Linked DNA regions of Homo sapiens: region 1 is linked to region 2. A link is a contact called in ENCODE Hi-C or POLR2A ChIA-PET data. All regions are on one chromosome and are shown on one strand. Each heading gives the region's core, a stretch centred on a gene start or an enhancer-like site at or near the end of the contact. The rest is flanking DNA. Distances are from core to core; before and after follow the strand shown. Region 1 has its middle 18 kb from the start of MUSK. Region 2 holds the start of SVEP1 (sushi, von Willebrand factor type A, EGF and pentraxin domain containing 1).

Region 1 (2,700 bases), core at 155-2,654, 71 kb after region 2:
TGGATGTTAAGTAGCAAAAAGTACACACACACAAGCATACGCACACAAACATATATATACTATAACTGAAATTTTAACATTTTGAATACTTATTACTCACGTAATAAAATTTTGTTTCTTTTTTTTATAATAATTTACTTTTATTTTTCTTAAGGTCTATTTTTTCCACTTTTGATGAAAGAGTCTCTTCTGTTCATTCATTCTTTTGTTAAAGGCCTAATACATCTCCCTATAAGTAGGATGCCTGGATTCCCCTTATATTTTCCCATACTTCACTTGAGTCTTCATAATGAAGCCTAATCTCTAACTCCTTCATCCAGTAGCCCAGATTGAGTGCATAGTGATCTGGGGCCGTAGGTAGTCCTGGCAGGTACATCTCATTTCAGGAGAGTTTTTCATCTGTGTCTCTCAACACTTACCTAACGGTGCGAAATCATTTATGGCTGTACCCCATTCCTGGTGCAGTATATGAAAAACTATGAGAACCGAATGAAAATGTGCCTCCTGCAGGAGATCGTTCCTCACCTGCCTTCATCAACCCCCAGTTTTAGCATTCTGAACAGTTAGTGACCTAGACCTTGACAAAAGTTTTCCAATGTCACCCTTGCCAGCAGCCAGTGACTTGATAAAGCCATCTATGGCCCAGACCTCATGGGATAGCTACTCCTGAATCCCGTTACACTCTCCCTAGGCAGCTACAGCACTGAAATCTGGTGAGCAGGCAGCCTCTGCCAAAGGCCCTCAAAGAACGAGATTTTCCTCTGATTGGGTGGTCCATTACTTATCCAAGTCCTAGACTAGATAAATAATGGTATCTATGACGTTCAAAATCTCTTGTTAATTTTTGAAAGGTTCTGCTTTCTAAGGTAAGTGATTTGCAAGCCAGTCCTGCTCAGCCTTCTTCATACATGTCTCCTCTGCCCTGTAAGTAACAGAAATTCTAGCATTTGGATGGTTCCCTAGTTTCTGATGTGAATGTAGTCATTTCACCATTTTCTGGGTGATTTCACTAGTTACTGGGGGAGAACATGTAAAATATCTGTCTGTTGTCAACTGGCCACTTTCCTCCAGAACGCAAACCGATACCAATTTGTTCTCTGATTTTATTTCACCTCTTTGAATCCTTGTCTCATGACTTGCACTTGGCATTCAGGGAAAGGTACAAGGGAAAAACAGACTAGGCCAGAAAAGACATGGCATGTATCTCTCAGATCCTGACATCTTGTAGGCTGTTTTCTGTGAGCTCTGCTGCTCTCCCTGCCTTCACATCTACCCAGTTAACAACTGCTTAGTTCAAGCACTGTCCTCTCTTTGTGGGGCGGGGTGGTCATCTCAGACTGCCCCCATGATTGCCTAACTCCTGTAAGTGCCCATACTCTGTTCTCCCAAGAGCTCTAAACATGCCTAACACTTATTGCACTCTCTCATAGTTGTTGATATAGTCACCCATCTCCCTAGCCAGACTGTGAGTTCTCTGGTAGAGACTAATCCACCTGTCACCGCATTCCTGGCGTCAAGTTCAGTTAGTTAAATGAATAAATAGGTTTGGAAAAGAGATGGGAAAGAAAAGAAGAAAACAATTTATTAGAATATCTAGATTTTTTTCTAAATTGGTAACATTCAAGATTAATCATGCTTTGACAGTTTGGAAGAACAAAAGTGAAGAATAAAGAAAGAACTAAACTGTGATACTGATAGCCTTATTGTTTCTGCTCTGTTAAAAGTATAGTACATGTGTTGGAAGTGAACTTACTGATTGTGAATAACTAATAATAGAAAATAATGATAGAAACATATCTTCTGATGACAGTTTCTGTATAATTCCCATTTCTTTATAATAAATACACTGTTCTTCAGTGGTAGAAAAACTAATTGTTCGCTGTGAAAATGCTACCCATTAGCATCACTGTTCCTAAACAATATACAGTCTTCTCTTATATGGCTCTCAGCTGCACGCTGCCTGGAAGATACTTTAGACATGAGCCAGCTTTTTACATATAACAAATGCCCAGTAAGAGGCACTTAGAATTCCAGTTGGACTGAACTTGCCCCTTCTCCAGAGGGCACATAAATGAATACATACAAGGAAATCCCCTCCCATCATGCACACACATATGCCCGCACGCAATCCTCGGAGCAGCTGTGTTATATTATAAATTGGAGGCCTTTTGTTAGTTCAGATGTTTCAGGTCTGCAAAGGCACTCTGGAGAAGAAATAAATATTATGAGTAAGTCTCGTTTCCATGCTTGTAGTGGGGAAATACTTTCCAGCACAGTTTACTACGGTTTTATACTAAAACAATCTCGTAAAACAATACCAGCATTACTCACTCAGCACATGACTGCTAAGACAAGAATGGTGTCTGTTTTATTCCCTAAATATTCAAAACATTATTTCATTCAGACTCTGTCCCAGATAGACTTTCTTTTCAGTAAAACTAACCAGAATAATCATGGATTGTGTGCTCACTAAATCTATTATTCTTTTTTTAATATAAAATAATTCGTCTTTTTTCCCACTTTACCAAATATTGCATATTTATAAAACTTCACCAATAAGAGAGATCCAATACAAGCATTTAAAGGAAAGGCAGCTTGGAGCTGGGTGGGAGCTCAATCTGGAATCCAGGTCATTCCATTTAAGGATCTGGTCTTCTGCTTTGAAGGCTCAGGATCTGAAGTTGCTTATAAGCTTGGTAA
Region 2 (2,700 bases), core at 200-2,699:
TGAATGGATGTACATACTGGGCAACTGTTCAACAACCTGCAAACAGTGGCTTTTTTAAAGTGATGAAATTTTAGGGTTTTTTTTTCCTCTCCCTACTTTTTGTTTAATTCAGTCCACAAACACTGGCTTGCTATTATGTGTTAGATATTTCTATATGTTTCTTTTTCCCCCACTGAATATGGATTAATTTGTAATCAGAAAAACAGACACACTTTACAAAAGTCCGACATCCCAAACTGACTTCCTCTTCCAGATATTAAAAATCTAATAAAGGATTGGAGCAAAAATAGGAAGGGCACGAATCTTACATTGAAAGCATAACATAACTTTAAAAAGAATTGGGGTTAGGTTTATATCACTCCATGTCCTACCTTTAGAAACACTTTGTAAACCATGCTCACCTGTTTCAGCTTGGATACCGTCTGCTCCTACAAACGTGAATGTGATTAGCGTTTCAAGGATCCCTTCCTAACAGGGTCCTCGAAGCCGACTATCTAAGGAGCCTGACATCCCTCTAAGCGTTTTAAAATCCATTATCCCATTGGAACCTCCACAACAATAATAGGCGGGTAGCGATGACTCTGGTTTTGTGGATGGGGACGCTTGACTTGGGGTGGTTATGCCTTGCCCAGGACTGAACCCCGGGATAGAGACGGGCAGGCAGCGGTGGGTCGAAGGGCCCGGGGACTAGGGCCCGGGTCGGGAGGGGCGGGCGCCTTACCGCGGCTTGCTGGAAGGCGCCCTTGGTGTAGGTGCCGCCACCTCGGTAGGAGATGGCAGGGATCTCTTGGAGGAGCAGCGCGCACTTGTGCTGGCGCGCGCGGCGGGTGGAGATGTAATCGACGCGCGGCACCACGTAGTTCTTGGACGAGAAGGTCACGATGGCCACGCGCGTGGCCGTGGGCACCACGGGGAAGTCGGACAGCAGCTTGCGGACGAACATGAGCTCGCTGCGGAAGTTGACTTCGCCCACGCTGGACGAATCATCCACCAGGAAGACAAGCTCCAGGCGCTCGCTGAGCTCCCGCAGCAGCCGCACGCGTCGCCGGAACGCCTGGCCCAGCCGCTCCACTCTGCTCCCCGCCGCTTCGTCGCCAGGAGCGGGCGGCGCGGGGATACTCCCGGGGGCCCCGGGCGCGGTCTCGGGGAAGAGGCGGAAGCTGAAATTGCGCGACGGGGACATCTGCTGAAAGGTCGCCCAGCCCGAAACGAGCGCCAGACCCCAGCAACAAAAGGCCAGGCGAGGCCACATCGCGCTGGAGACAGAGCGGCTGCCCCGGAGCGCAGGCGGCGGCTCGGGCGGGAAGAGGCGCTGGGCGGCCGGACTCGCAGAGGGGCGTGCGCGGAGCTGGGCGCGGGGCAGCGGCCAAGAGCCTCAGCGCCCTTTCATCTGACACTGGGGACAGACACAATCCAGACTCCTCAGCAGCTCGGGAACTCCGGAGGGAACGGCGCGCGCTCTCTACCCCTCTCGCTCTCCTCTTTTTTTCTTCCCTCTCTCCTCCTCCTCTCTCTCCCTGAAGCCTATAAAATGTTTGAAGGAAAGGGGGCAGTCAAGAAAAATCTCCCGCTTCCCTCCTTCTCTCCCTCTCTCCCTCTCCCCGCTCCTGTCTACTTTCTGTATCTGTGACTCTATCTCCCTCCTCCCCCTCTCATTCTCCTCCCGGGATCAAGCCAAAGGCTCGGAGATTCCATGACACCAGAACCCCGCGTCTGTCAGGCTGTCAACATTCCCGCAGCAAGCGCACCAGCGCCGAAGCCCTGATTGATCCCATATGTCTGGCAGGAGCTGCAGAGGAATTCACTGGAGATGGATCCAGATACCGAGAGTGCCACAGTAATTGGAAACACTTTGTAGACGAAAACATACACGCGGACTGGCCAGGGAGTTGAAAGCATCCTTTGAAAACTGCTTGCTCACCTTTTGTGTTTCTTTTCCCCCATTCAGTGTCCCAAAGCCCTCGCCAAATAGATGATTGTACAATTTTCCTGATGGGGATTTCTAATCAGTGGTGTGTGTGAGCGTGCAGATTAAGCCCTTAAGGGCCCCCTCAGATCACACCATAAAGGAGTTGCATCTAACCTTATGCGTTCCACAGGAATGATTTGTCATGGTACTTCAGTCGTGCATTTATTCATTCATCTGTTTGTTCATTCTTTCCTGATTTTAACAAATATTTTTTGAATACCCATTGTGTGCCAGGAACTATGTGAGGCACTGCAAATATAAGGAACAAAAATTGACAGGGATTCTATCCTCAATGAACTTAAAGGGTAACAAGTGAGGTGACCATTAACCAGATATTAACATACAAAATATATGTAATTACAAGTGACCATGCTAAATAAAGGAGAGCTTAGGTAGACAGACTTGACCTTGGAGAGGCCAGAGAAGCCTTCTCTGAGGACAGAAAGTTTGTGCTGAAGTCTGAAGTGTAAGTAGGGGGTCCCCAGTCCCCTTTCATGTGTTCTTGATCTATTTCAACAGATAAGATCCACCTGGCTTTAAGTGGTACCTGGCATATATCTGCTTTGAAACAAGTTGCTACCTGGGGTGGTTTTTCCAAAGCAAGACCTCCAAAGGGGAGAGCGCACGTGTAAAGAAAAGGTGCACTTTGCATGAGGGTGGGGCCTTTGGTTAAAAGATTCCAGCTGGGAGTCAGGAACACCGTGTAGGTAAGCCTACGGTTATGTAAACCA

What was found. Hi-C counts contacts between places; a loop is a spot of excess contacts on that map. ChIA-PET counts read pairs that join two places held with the same protein, here RNA polymerase II (POLR2A).
Region 1: a loop to region 2 is called in a map of psoas muscle, with 4 times the contacts of the local background. The contact joins the enhancer-like site here to the promoter of SVEP1 in region 2. A Hi-C loop is called at or near these places in 1 of 168 maps with a recorded cell type or tissue (psoas muscle). POLR2A ChIA-PET finds 5 or more read pairs at or near these places in 1 of 52 experiments (endothelial cell of umbilical vein).

What each region holds. Positions count from the first base shown.
Region 1 is chr9:110,649,032-110,651,731 of GRCh38, forward strand. No RefSeq gene overlaps it. Among named protein-coding and RNA genes, the nearest start is that of MUSK, 18 kb to the right of the region's middle. Within about 2 kb of position 1,405, at least 8 of the 41 ENCODE cell types and tissues checked have a DNase peak (open chromatin) inside an H3K27ac peak, as active enhancers do; they include endothelial cell of umbilical vein, where a contact is called at or near this core.
Region 2 is chr9:110,578,292-110,580,991 of GRCh38, forward strand. It overlaps SVEP1 (sushi, von Willebrand factor type A, EGF and pentraxin domain containing 1), which reads right to left and starts at 1,450. Exons shown (of 48, transcript NM_153366.4): 1 at 722-1,450. The coding sequence starts at 1,252. RefSeq lists enhancers at 317-817, 818-1,318.